Regions from separate parts of the Homo sapiens genome. Here region 1 is linked to region 2. Evidence: chromatin contacts called from ENCODE Hi-C or POLR2A ChIA-PET data. All regions are on one chromosome and are shown on one strand. The core of a region is the stretch at or near the end of the contact, and the rest is flanking DNA. Distances in the headings are between cores, read along the strand shown. Region 1 holds the start of EPS8 (EGFR pathway substrate 8, signaling adaptor). Region 2 holds the start of LINC01489 (long intergenic non-protein coding RNA 1489).

What was found. A loop is a pair of places that touch in the nucleus more often than their neighbours do. ChIA-PET counts read pairs that join two places held with the same protein, here RNA polymerase II (POLR2A).
Region 1: a map of naive thymus-derived CD4-positive, alpha-beta T cell shows a loop between it and region 2 (4-fold over the local background). The contact joins the promoter of EPS8 here to the promoter of LINC01489 in region 2. A Hi-C loop is called at or near these places in 1 of 168 maps with a recorded cell type or tissue (naive thymus-derived CD4-positive, alpha-beta T cell). POLR2A ChIA-PET finds 5 or more read pairs at or near these places in 1 of 52 experiments (WTC11).

The regions. Positions count from the first base shown.
Region 1 is chr12:15,784,756-15,792,205 of GRCh38, forward strand. It overlaps EPS8 (EGFR pathway substrate 8, signaling adaptor), which reads right to left and starts at 4,633. Exons shown (of 21, transcript NM_004447.6): 1 at 4,406-4,633. RefSeq lists silencers at 3,701-3,780, 4,111-4,230, 4,491-4,840.
Region 2 is chr12:15,000,442-15,007,229 of GRCh38, forward strand. LINC01489 (long intergenic non-protein coding RNA 1489) reads left to right here and starts at 1,392. Exons shown (of 4, transcript NR_120466.1): 1 at 1,392-1,465; 2 at 2,494-2,594; 3 at 4,659-4,765; 4 at 5,920-6,242.

The sequences.
Region 1 (7,450 bases), core at 3,383-5,882, 790 kb after region 2:
AATAAACAAACCATGATATATCTGATAATGATAGAAAGAAATGAGCTATTAAACCTCAGGAAGACATGGATGAACCTTAAATGTGTATTGCTAAATGAAAGAAGCCAGTCTGGCAAGGCTGTATGATTCCAATTATACAACATCTGGAAAAGGCAAAAGTAAAGAGACAGTAAAAAGATACGTGGTTTTCTGGGAGAGGGGCTCACAGAGGTTATGAGTGAAGCCCAGGGGATTTGTAATGTGTTGAAATTATTCGGTATGATACTATGATCCTATAAGGATAGCTACATCAAATTAAGTATTTGTCAAAACCCAAAGAACTTCACAGGACAAAGAGTAAACTTTAATGTATGCAAACGTAAGCAAATCATTTAGAAGGTCAAGGAATCCCAAGGTGGAATGCAGATTGTAACAAAGAAATCTAACTGTATTATAAATGTGTGCTACAATCTCACTGAAAAGGATAGGAGGAAAGGTGCTTAGCTGACTAACTCTAGAAATGAGTAGAAGCTGTGAGACTAAAAGCAAAAGGAATAGTACATAAACACTGTACTCTTGATGCTAAAGTTGTTTCCCATGGGAGCACAGGTTAACAATTCCAATGCTGCTATACATCTATGATAGAAATGAATGATTAAGCAAATGTATGGCAGATGGTGCAAACCAGGTTTCTTCTCACTGTTGGAGTAAGTTTACATATAAACAAAGGGAGAAGGCTAGAATGATACCTGTGGTAATGAATTAGCATTACAGATAAAATGTAAATTCATAGTTAAACATGGATACAAACTGTTACATAAAAATATGTACAGATATGTTCATATACACACATGTATTTCTTGCTTTGTCACATGAGAGAACCTAGAAGCAATGATACCACAGTAGCAACAAGCACACCTAGCACCCAGATCTTGGTTTCTAACACCATTCCCCAACAAAATGATCCAGATTCCTTGGAGAAATGACTGATTCTAGGACTGTGGCAAGATGTATACAGATGAACCTAGAGCATCTCATAATACCAGAAAGTAAGGAAATGCTTCCAAAAAAACAAAATTCACATTGATGGTAGTATGTCAAAGAGGCACTGGAGTCAAGCTGTAACAAAGTAGCATTGTATTATAACCCAAAATATTTAGATAGATAGATAGATTTTATATTTATATAATATATATATATCCATGAGTCCAGAACAAAATAAATATGATTGAGTAAATAAATACATGGGGGAGAAGAGACAAATCTCCCACGGAGAAAAATATCCAAATAATTTATATAGATTTCTACCATCAAAGGGGGAAGCATAACTCTCTACTCCTTAAGTATAGGCTATACACAGTTCCTTCCTTCTAAGAGCACAGCATGAAAAAGGTGGAGAAAAGTGGAAAAATCTGATAAACACTATCTCAGCCAGGTGATAAAGATGAGTATCACAGTGACAAATCATACTGATAGTATATACCCTTGATATGAGATGAAAATGGCACGTTACCTCTGTGATCTTTCTACCAAAAACCTATAATCACAGTCTAATCATGAGAAAAAACATTAGATGAATTCCAATGCAAATGTATTCTACAAAATACCTGACCAGTACTCCTCAAACATCATCAAAAACAAGGAAGTCTAACAAACTGTCACAGCCAAGAGGAGCCTAGGGAGACATTACGAGGAAATACATTTAGTGGTGTCCTGGATGGTAGGGTCCTGGAACAGAAAAAGGACATTAAAAACTAAGGAAATCTAAATAAAGTATAAACTTTGTTAATACTAATGTACTGATACTGGTTCATTAATAGTAACAAATACCAATAATACAAGATGTTAATAAGAGGGGAAGCTGGTATGGGGGTATATAGACACCGTATTTGTAGCTTTCCTGTAAATCCAAAACTTCTGAGAAATAAGGTCTATTTTTTTAAATCCCATTTAGGAATACATCTAGAAAATACTGAAAAGGTTGTAGTGAAGCACTGAAGACCCTTAAACTTTCTTGCATATATTCAACTTAAAATGTTTGCAACTATTCCAATGCAGAATTTTTCTTACAAAAATATTTTCAATCACTAACAGCTGCAAACAATTTCATGTAGTATTAATAATTCCCAGGAGGGATTTACTATAGCCAGAATACTTTAATTAAAATTCCACTTTTTCCCCCGACATACCTCTACAGATGTCCAAAAGTTTGTACCTTATCATTAACTTATGTTGTTTTGTGATGATCCGTGTAACTACCAAGTATGTTTCACACAACTCAGGAAAGCTGAGTTGTATATAAATATTACATAAATCAGTGTTAAAATATTCATCCAATAGAACTTCAAGTATTTAAAGAGACAACTTTTAAAAACCTATCATTTCCTATTCTGGATACTATGTTTTCTTATACAAACCTTGGTTCAAGTGACCTGCTGCAGAATTAAAAGAGGTATGTAAAAGAAGGGAGTAGAGAGAAGAATAAAAAGCAGTAGGGTAAAGGGTGTGAAACAGAGTGTAAGAAAATAACTAGGATTTGGAATGTAATAAACACAAAGTAGAGAGTAGCAAGCCTATGCCATAGCATAGAAAAGAACTGGTATCTGAAAAGAATCAGTATTGATAAAACCTTGAAAGCAGGAAAAAGCTAGAAATAAAAACAAAATAAATCTTTAAGTTTGATCACAAACAAGCAAAATATTCAAAATTAGACATTAGGTTCCTGACAGGAAACAAAAGAAACATCACCCTATTAAGAGTGGGGCTACTAACAGTATAAGTTAAATTACACTTACTGGAAATTACTATATAATATTCAATGACATTGGGAAGTGAAAAAAATTACAAAGAGAATGCACCAAGTCTTGTAAACAGCGGTTATCTCAGAATAGTAGAATTAAAAGCAAATTATATTTTCCTTCTTTTTTTTCTGCTATAAAGTGAATGACTTGTGGTGCAATCTTACAAAGTCTCAATCTGTGTATTCTGCAATAAAGGCATTATATTATCACTATTGCATTTGTGATACATTCTACCTTACCCTTTATGTGACAATTCTATACTGTTTTAACTGTCAAATTGTAAGTAAAAGTGTGAATTCGTGACCAAAAATTTTCCACACCAGCAACTTAAGAACTACAGCAATATGTTTAGAAAACTGCGATCCCAAACAAAAAATCTATACTAGGTGAGACAGGATGACATTGACTTTAATTCCAATAGACTCACTACCACATGACGTCCATTACTAGTGCTCACTTTCCAGAACCCAAGGAGCTGTGGAAGAATGGAGTCCTTTCAATGAAAATAAACTAGAGGCAATACACAACACAGTTACTTTGAGGGGCTTTTTCAATATAAAGAAGATTGCCCGGAATCCTAACTCTCCTATTTCCCAAAAATGACAAAGCCAAAAAGTCACACTCTTCACACATCTGAAATCAAGTTTTACCTGAACTCATCCTAACATATTAGCTCTTTTACCTATTCCCCTTACTATCTAAGGCAAGAAACCTTGAAAAGAGAAGCAGTAACACATTTCACTGAAACATATTTTGTAAAGGAGGATTCTAATTCCTAATCCTTCACCGCTCTAGATGTCTGCGGATTTCAAATCCTAACCACGGCGTCCTGCCCCCCGCGAGATTCCAACAGTACTACGGGCCCTATGGGAGGAGGAGGATTTGAGAAACACTGCCGGAGAACGGTCGGTGCAAAGATTTTGCAAACAGGTAGTCCTAGGAAGGAAAGTAAGAGTGAGAACATCGGAGAGGGCAGGGAGTACATGGGTGGGGAAACCCCTTTCAAATGCATGAACTGACCACAACCGGAGAAAGGCCGTCTGTCTTCCCAAAAGTAAAATGGTGAGTAAAGTGGAGCAAGCTAAGAAAGTCAACAGCCATTAGGCATTGACAACGATTCCGAAACAATTAGCTATGTTAATTCGAGGGGGTAAACGGGGGTGGGACCCTGCCCTAAAGGGTCATTTTGAAAAGAACCCCTCCCCATTTGAGGCGGGTTGGCAGAGCAGCGCACAAATCCCAAGTCTAACGTAATAAGCCGAGATCGGGATACTCGGTCTGCAGTCGCCCCACGGACCAGATGAGCGCAGGTGTATCTGCGGAAGCTCAGGTTACCATGAATATCACTGGGCCACGGCGAACCCTCCCTGCCCAGCCTCCCGGAGCCCTGGGCGCGGGTCTGCACGGGCCCCACAGCTTGCCCGGACCCGGCGAGCGGACGCCTCCGGCCGCAGCGCCCTACCGCACCTGGCTGCCAACACCAGTTGAAAGCAGTCAAAGTGAAGGGAGGCGGACGCGGCTCCTGGCACCGCTCCGATTCCAGCACACAAAGGCGGATTTTTAAAATCGAGAAAGTCAAAGCCGCCGGACCCCGGGACCGGCGCCTTTCGCCAAGGGGCTCTTACCTCGGATCCGCCCTCGGGGCCACGGCTTTCCCCGGAGACGCCGCGAGCCCAGACGAGGTGGGAGGGGACCGGGAGAAAGCCCCCCAATCTGATTCGCGCCCAGCCAGTCGTCCGCGAGCCGCGGAGCCGCCTTCTGCACCCAGCTAAAGAGCAGCGATCTCCGAGGCGAGCACAGCGCCGGCCTCGCGCCGGGCGAGACCGCCTCGCTAGCTGCTGCCTGTGAAGTCTGGAGCCGCCCGCCCGCTCGCAGCCAGTGCCAACCGCGCGCCGCGCATGCCCAGTGCCCGCGCGAGGAACGAGCGAGCGGGCGGGCGGGCGAGTGCGCGCCCCGCAGCCAGGAGCGAAATCCGCTATCCGGGTCTTGCCGGCAGCCGAGCCGCAGAGTTCTGGTCGACTCCAGCGCTTGAGGCGAAGTGGCCGGTGAGGCCGGGTGGGCGGGAGAGGGACCGGAGGAAAGGAGACGGGGCGCTGCGCCAAGTTATCAAGGCCGCGATCAAAGTCGGACCAAGGCAGCGAGTCGACAGCAGGTTTCCAGAAGTGCCCTAACAGGACTGACTAGCAGCCAGGAGGCGCAGGAAGGGGCAAAGAGCGTGTGGAGAGCTTCGCCCCCGGCGAGGATGGACGCCCCGGGCGGAGGGAGCGCTCGGGTTGCAACACCCAGTCTGGCTGCACAGCTCGTAACCCCTGCCCTTTGGCGGCAAACAAGACGCATCTAATGACCAGCCAGCCTTCGTCTTCCTCCTCTGATCATCGGACCTATTTTCCCCCTTTTGTCGCTCTCCTCTTTTTTTGTCTCTCCAACCCATGCGGTAAACTGGTGGTGCCCAAGGCCCTCCATCGGGTCCCTGAGAGTCTCCCAACTGCCGGTCCTTAGCGCCAGCCTGCAAGCCCAGACCCGCCTCGCCAGGCTGCCTGTGAGCCTATTTTTCATGTAGCTCTTGCCAAAAGCCCTGATGTGGTTTGAAGTAGTGGAGGCTTCTTTCACTTTGTGCCTCTCGTACCTTAACCAACCCTCATAACCTCCTCTCTGAGTAGCTCATGGAGCCTCTAAAAGAGAAGTCCATGTTCTCATAGACATTGTGTTTTCTCACTCTTAAAACTCCTCATTGTCATAGCTACTCCCCCAATCCCCCCATGCTGTCCTAACTTCGAAGTCAGTTGACTTCCAGAAGTCCACGAAAGCCTATAAATTAAACTTGGTTAAAAGAGATTGGACTTGCTTGCTTTGTGAAGCAAATAAAAGCACAGTCAGGGAGAAACGACGTAACATGCCAAGGTGGACATTCAAACCATTCTAAAAGTTGGAATCGATATAACGGCTAAGTCCAGTCCCCTATTTTAAGTGGGAATACTCTCTCCAATATTTCCACCAGACCACTATCCACTTGAACATTTCCAATGTTGTAAATTTCTATTTTTATCATTACATATAACCATGATTATTTGTTGAATATTTACCTATGCCAGGAACTGAGCAACTTACACACATTATTCCTAGTCCTTAAAATGAGATGGGCCTTATTATACCTATTAAACACATTAGGAAAATGAAACCCAGAAGTTTCCTTCTTTTTGCCAAAGCCAATGCTGACGCCAGAATTAACAACCAGGTCTGCTTAACACTATAGCCTGTATCATTTATGAACATCAAATCAACTTCCCTGATACTACTGGTCTTGGTTCTGCCCCTAGGAACAACACAATATGAATCTCATTCTTTATAGACACTGCAAGCCTTGAAATAGTAGGGGCAACTATTAAGTAACCAACAGATCTAATACATTTCTTCAAAAATTCTCTTTTAAGTGTTTTTCAAATAGCAGTGAGCTGCCATAATCACACTATTCACCTTGCTTTGAATGTGTTTTGATTTTCATTCTCCTCTCTAAATTGTGCACTGAGAATACAATATTCAAATACAGTGGGCCAAGAACTGAGTTCCAGTTCTCCAGCTGCTGATCAGCCACCCCTTTGATGCAAGCACACACTACCTAGATTCAAACAGAACACCCAAGTCTATTTCACATCAACTAAATTAAACCGTATCTTCCACCTTTCATAGTCTATACTTCTATGTATTTAAATCTTGATTTTTGTTTTATTCTTATTAAATTTTATCGTGTTTGTTTTAGGACACAATTTCAGATAAATACTAGTGATCACTTTTAACATTTGTAAATTTAATAAGTATGCCTTGTTTGGCTCCATTTACGTCTAGTAAGAAACAGTAACACAGAACGGGCTTTAAAAAGGCCTGTGATATTATAAAATATATATTTGGTCTTCATCCCATTTCCAGACATATAGCTCCTAAAATCCTTGAAATCTCCAAAGTGATGAACATCTTTTTGTATTTGAATGAATTGGCTGATGGCTGGGGGCTCCAGCATAGCTTCAGGATGGGGACTGGTCATAGGAAGGACCAAGGCATGATTAGTGTGTTGGAACCTTCAGCCCCACCCTCTAACTTCCGGGGCTGGTTAAGCTGATCACCAATGGCCCATGACTTGATCAATCATGCCTACGCAATAAAGCCTCCACAAAAAAAAAAAAAAAAAGAATGGGTTACATGCACTTCCAGAGAGGGGAACATGAATAACTAAACGGAGATTCCTGGATGGCGGTGCTCCCAGAGAGGGCATAAATCACCCTATGCATCTCTTCAACTGTATCCTCTGTAATATCCTTTATAAGAAAATGGTAAACATGTTTCCCTGAGTTCTGTGAGCAGGTCTAGCAAAATAACCAAACTCAAGGAGGGAGTCACGGGAACCCTAATTTCTAGTTGTTCAGCCAGAAGCACAAGTAAAGCCACCTGGGGCTTTTTTGTTTGGCATCTGAAGTCAGGGTAGTCTTGTGGGACTGAGCCCTCAACCTGTAGGATCTGACATTATCTCCAGGTAGATAGTTTCAGAATTGAATTGAAGACACCCAGCTTGTGTCTGCTGCAGGATTGATTGGTTGATTGCTGGTAGGGGAAATTCTTACACACTTCTTGGTAACCAGAGCTTACAGAAGTCTTCTATGTTGATTGTTGAATAAGAG
Region 2 (6,788 bases), core at 142-2,641:
TAGATCTGATATTCAGTTGATACGGCCATATAGGTAGTTCAGATATTGATATTTAAATGACGGGTTAATAACTCCTGTCATGATCCCCCTAGGCATCCCCCATATCCCTTCAACTTAGCCTCTTCTCACAATTAGAAGTTAATGGGCTAATGCCTAACACTGCATCGGACTTCTAGGACCTCACCTATTTATTGCCCATGCCTTATTGATTATTAAACATATTTAATATCTCTTCTGAGCTATTCACTAAGTACAGAGTTTGCAAAACTCAAATGCCTCCAAAGGCAAGTAGGTGATGGAACTGAGTGAAGCCAGCTATGTGAAACCAGAGATTGTGCCACACTTGGGAAAGCATGCGTCACTTTAGAGGTCATTTACATACAGTGGCCAGTATTATTAGATTTTCAGAAAAGGAGTGAAAAATGTTTTAATGTTAGGTATAAGAAGGAACATACTGAGAAGTGTGGTTTTAAAAAATCCCCATCCCCAAATAATTAAAGCTTCTATCCACAGCATGATCATCATTTCAGTATACATAATCTGCAGCTGCTGCATGGCATTTAAATGAAGGATTAGTAAATGCATGCTACAGCCTCAGTTATTTTTCTAACATAGGTCACCACAAGAAATATGTACACAACAGGTTTGATTTATATCCTCAATATTTCAGTAGTTATGGTGCCTTGAAGAAGCAAAACAAATTGGAGTCAAGACATTTGTAATATTTATTTTGCCTAAAGTAAAAAATATGACAGAATTAGAATAACCATCATTTGAAATTATTTCATTCAGGCAACCAACTATACGCTAAGATACAAGTAGGTGATTTTCCCCTGAAGTTTGAAAAGAAGGACCAGTCTCTGAAACATGTCCTCTGGTTTTCTACTTCTCCCAAATATCTTCTCTTGCAAAGTTCATCATTAAAGCTCTTTGAGGATTATTTCAGACCCCTACATGCTATGTCTGGGACACAAGAACAGTCTTAAAGAGAATGTCCTGAAGCTCATCCACCTCAGTGTGCAGGGCTGGAGCTCATGTATATGTACTTTGGCTCTCACCAGAAGTGGTGAATCTTAGGGTTCTGGGTCTTATTGTTTTAAGAGATATGATGTGAGCCAGGCTGCTTAGTATGAACCACCGACAGATGAAATGATGGCTTATGAAAGAAAGTTAATGTAAAATATTAGCCCATGTGAGCTAGCATAATCAGTTGTTTTTATTAAAATGTTATGTGTTTGTTGCATTAGGAAAAGGAAGTGGATTGGATACCCCTTTGTTCCCACATATCTTCAGTCTTTTTACACTTAGCACTACCGGCTATTTTTAGCATGCTTGTTGTCTGCCTATCCTGTTACAACATCACCTCCACAAGGACAGGGAATTTGCCTGTGTTGTTCACTGTTATACCCACTCCACTTCCTAGGAAATGCCTAGAAATAGAAGGAACTCAGTAAATACTTCCTGGGTGAGTAAATACATGAGAAAATTATTTGTGTGCATGGATAGTTGCAAAGATCACTATGGCATAAGCAGAGGCTTCCCCACTCGGGTTACAGCAGTGCGGTTCTTTGTTTGCAAACTGCAGTTACCAGCTGAAGCATCTGCTGTGATTTTTTTTTTTAATCTACTTCAGTTTACTTGAAGGGTTTCCTAAGAAGACAGTGTGCTGGTTTATGAAGCTATTGTCTCTCTACTTCAAACCCACCTTTCCTTACTCAGCTTTATGGCACTGGGGCTGGGATGATAGGAAATAGAGTTTTGGCTGCCTGTGAGGCTTCTCTGAGAGGGAGGCACTGGATGCTTGCTGGAAGGCTAGAAAGGGAGGGAGGGAAGGAGAAGTCCCTGTTCCTGGCAGCGGCATCCGCCAGCAACAACCGCCCTCTCTTGGCAGCAGCAATTGGTCTGGTTCTAGTCTCCACCTTCTTTCTACACTTTTTCTGCAAAGTTACCCATAGCAGCCAGGCAGTGCCCTCTCCTCAGAGATCTGGTCCGAGTCTGACAATGGCTCTGCCGGGCATCTTCTCTGATTAGGGCAGCTTTCAGACAGCTGATTGCTCATTAGGAACACCTGGGACGGAACCGCAATTTCTTCCCTTTATTCTACCTTCTCTATTTAGCTTAGCCAATTCCTTATAACTGATTATAATTAATTTATAATACATTCCATCTGTTATAATATGCTTTCTAGTTTCCTGACCCGGACTCTGATGGATCATGTTCTTTATCCTACAGCTATGTGTGTTTCTGCAAATTCTATATTTCAAAGCTCTTAACAATTCACAAACTTGCAGGACTTCTTTTAATTTAATTTAAAATGATAGTGGGGTTTCTTTTAATTTAAAAATGTTTTTCTGTTGGTGGGTATTTAAACACATAAAACAAATAGAGATTTACACAAAATACAAATGCTCCAGTCTTACTTATCAATTTTTAACACATTTCCATCGGATTAATGTTCTCTTACTTTCAAACTCCCTCTTTTTAAAAATGCAGAACAGAAACCCCAATCGTTCATGAATTCTCAGAGCATCCCTTTCTGTGATAATAGAGTGGAGAAAAACTTCCTGTGGGTCTGCAATCCTATCCCCGCACAGGTAAAATACTTCTTTGTTTTTTCATGTGGAATATTTTGAGCAGTTTTCAGGATGTTCCAATCTCGACAGCCCACTCGCTTGTCCCTGTGGCGTCTGAGGGGATGCTGACACATGGAGTTTGAGAACCACACTTTAAGAAGTTGTTCTTTCCTGTGGGGCAGAATTAGGGCAGCTTTCCGACAGCTGATTGTTCATTAAGAACACCTGGGGTGGGACCAGAAGGAGGACAGAAAGTGCCATCTGAGATTGCAGAAATTCTCTTTAATTTCACAATTATGCCCATAGCAGGCTTTCTGTGGCAGAGTTGTTGACCTAAGGTTCAGAAGACAATCTGACTTGGCTAATGACAGCATTTTCTCATGATCTGCAAAACATGAAGAAATGATGCAGTGGGAAGGTTGAAGCCATCGGTATAGTGAGTTGCTTGACCTGCAGAGAAGTCATAAGTTCATTTATCTTCCTCTCAGCAATGACTTAAACTCCTGTCTATTGAGTGCCTCCGAGGCGCAAGACAGGATGCTAGGCACTTGATTCTTCACACACTTGTGGAGTAGGTATTATAATAAGAGCACTGATCACCAGTCTTGAGCTCATAATTAAATGCCCCACAACTAGAATGTGGTCGAGCTAGTCCTTAGTTAAATCTAGGGGTAAAGTCTGGTTGTTTTGACTTTTTTACCCTCCTTCCACCATAAAGCATAACATATTCTCACATGGAAACCTGCAGGGCAATTCCCCTGCTTTACATTAATGAGGGACAAATACGATTTGTGTCTTTTACTGTGTCTAATCTCCCACGGTTCTCACAGCTTCTTTTAAATTTATATGACTTTTCCATTTTCATAAAAAGATAGGATGCCGTTTCTTATCTTTTTGGATCAATGTTATGGTATCAGTATTGATTCTTAAAGAAGTCCTTTAGAGGTTCAGCTCTGAAGCTATTGATCATTCAAAAGTTCCTCCTTTATTTAATTTTCATGTCACTTCAGTCTTTGAAACTTTAGGTTTCACATTTCCTCTGTATGTAGCTTTCCAGTGGAAGACAGGGCTTTCTTTACTGTATTTCTAAAATTATGTAATTTGGGGGTACTTTATTTGGCAAACATGGATAGAATATTTATATGTTTGTGAACAATGTGCAATTCTTATCACAGTGTTACCTAAAATAGCTAACATAAAGAGTCTAATTTATAAATAAGAGAAATTGAAGCTTAGGGAGTTAACTGTTCAATGTAATTAAGTAGACTAACGGGTAGTAGAGCCGTGCCTCCAATCAAAGTCTATTCAAGGCCCAAAGCCTGTCCCCTAAACACTAACATCTGTCTGCCCCTCACATCCACTGTTTTCTCACCATCACTCAAAACTTGTCTCAGAGTGATGGCTTGCAGAGCACATGCCTGGTGCCCTGGTGTCCCCTGTTTGTTCACTCCAGGGCCGGTGGTACCATCTTGATGACCTCACATATCTGATCTAACTCTTTTGTAAGTGCTTATTTCTGTCACTCCAACTAGACAGGGGCTTTTCACTGTTTCATTCCAGCACTTGGCACAGTGAGTAGCACGTTGGTGTTTAACAAATATTTGTTAAGGAAATGGATGCATGATTCTGGGCTTGCCAAACATATGCTCAACTTTGCCTTCTGTGCCTACAACTACCTGGAGGAATTTCTGTCTGCTTCAACTACCAACAAATCTCTCTAAACAAGCAAATGGTGGTTGTCAAGTTGGTAATGGATATTTGTTGTTGATTAAGGTGATAAACTGAGGTAGAGAAATAACTTCTCTGATGATGTATAGGAGCAAAGAGAAATGCTCTTGAGTGGATACTTTTATAATTTTACATTTTACTGGGATTTTATTGGCTGTCTTATTTTGTTGCAAATGGCATAAACCCAACTCACACTAGCTTAGCAAAATGTATAGTTGTAACTTTGCAAGATGGAATATAGAGCCGGCTTCAGATCCTAATGTATCCCAGAGCCAAACAACCTTGTTTTGGTCTCTCTTTGTGTGTCCCTCCTTCTCTCTTTATTTACATGTGTTTCATACTGGGTTCATTTTGCAGAAAGGCTGTCACCATTTGACCAAAAGGGAGGACCAGGACAGAAGGACCATAAGTCAATGGTTTTCTTTAGTGTGCTGCCAGCAGAATCAGAATCACCTGGAAGCTGGGTGAGAATGCAAATTCTTGAGCCCTATCCAAGACCTACTGAATCAGAAACTCTGACACTAGGAACTAGGACTCTGTGTTTTCATAAGCCTTCCAGGTGGTTGTTGTGTACACTACAATTTGAGACCTGCTTGACTAAGGGTAGGAATTGAGTCCTCAAATAAATGGGCTTCATCAAGTGGCTTTCATGTACAGAAGTAGAAGAACATGGGAGACATTAATAGCTCAAAATGAGGGATTATATGTGTTTGGAATTCCTCTGACATGCAAGGCACTCACTTGAGTGCCTAATTAATCTACCTTAATTATACTCTTATCCCTATTTTGAGAGATCTTCAAAAAGAAATGGATTTGGAGGAGGTTTAGTAATATATGATATTTATTAAATTTTACCTTTAAGACTGTCAGAGAGAAACTGGAGGATGCTGGGGTCTTTGTTCCATCAGAGAAAAGCATTTGGCTTCAAAATCTCACATTTCCACTACAACTTTGGGAACTCTGTAACTTCCCAGTTTTATTCTTTAGCACCAATCTTTTCTTCTACAGTGATTAATAGTAAAATTGTTGAATGAAAAATTGTTAGTTAGTGTGGGGAGATAGCATAAAGAGGAAAAGGCTGGGGAGAACTGCAATCCACTTTGAAGCCAGCCTTGAGAAATAGGAATCTCCACAGATGAAAAGGGAAGTCACGGCTCAGAGGAGGGGGCACACTGCCTGTGTTCCTTGTGCCTCCAGGAATAGAGGGGCCCCAGGGACTACAAAGAATCCCCAGGGACCTCAGTTTCTTCAGAAGTAGTAGCAAGTCACTTCAGAATGTTATGCATTATCTGTCTTTTCAGATTTTAATCATCTTTATGTTTGCTTGGTCCTCAGTTAAAAAAAAATATTTCCCACATAGGACTAATGGAATTGTCTTTCTGGGGTCATAGAGACAAGGTTGTCAGAATATCTCTTCAAGACAATAGTGTCAGTGACCACAGCTTGGCAATTCCTGAGCTAGATATAAAGGTAGCAAGAACAGCACTATTCACAATAGCAAAGACACGGAATCAGCCTAAATGCTTATCAGTGATAGACTGGATAAAGAAAATGGTGTGGATATACACCGTAGAATACTGTGCAGCCGTAAAAAGGAATGAAATCATGTCTTTTGCAGGGACATGGATGGACTTGGAAGCCATTATCCTCAGGAAACTCATGCAAGAACAGAAAACCAACCACTGCATGTTCTCACTTATAAGTGGGAGCTGAATGATGAGAACATATGGATGCATCAGGGGGAACAAGACACACTGGGGCCTGTTGGGGCATGGGAGGAGGAAGAGCATCAGGAATAATAGCTAATGGATTCTGCGCTTAAAACCTAGGTGATGGGTTGATCTATGCAGCAAACCACCAGGGCACACATTCACCTATGTAACAAACCTGTACAGCCTGCACAGGTACCCCTGAACTTAAAATTAAAGTTGAAGTAAAAATAAAAAGAAAAAGTCTGTGAACCCTTTAACCCCTGACCAAAGGGAAAAAGAATAAAAGAAGGTAGCAAAAATTAGAGGAGAGCTGACTCATAATTCTAAATGATGTAAGAATTCAAAACTAAACAATCCTAATAATTATTCTAAATAAAATAATTCTAAATAATAAGTGTAGTAACATAATAATAGCAAATATTTATTGATCTCTTATGATGTCCTACGTCCTGTTTTAGTCACTTTAATTGTATTAACTTGCTTAATCTTTATAACTTCCATCCATTTTATAAATAAAAAAACTGGCACAAATTGTCCAAATGAAATAGTTTTTTTTTTAATATAAACCCAAGAAGTTCTGTCCTCAGAGCTCGTACAGTTTATCATTACCTAAGACTACCTGCCTCTTGAGAAAAAGTGAATCTCTTCAGTTAAACTATGCAGATATTTGCTAATATTTGCTACTGTGCTTGTTCGTTTTGGGAAGGCGATTCCACATAATTTTGTCAGAACTCCTTTGTATGAAGATAGAATCCAGCCACCATCCTATCCTCAT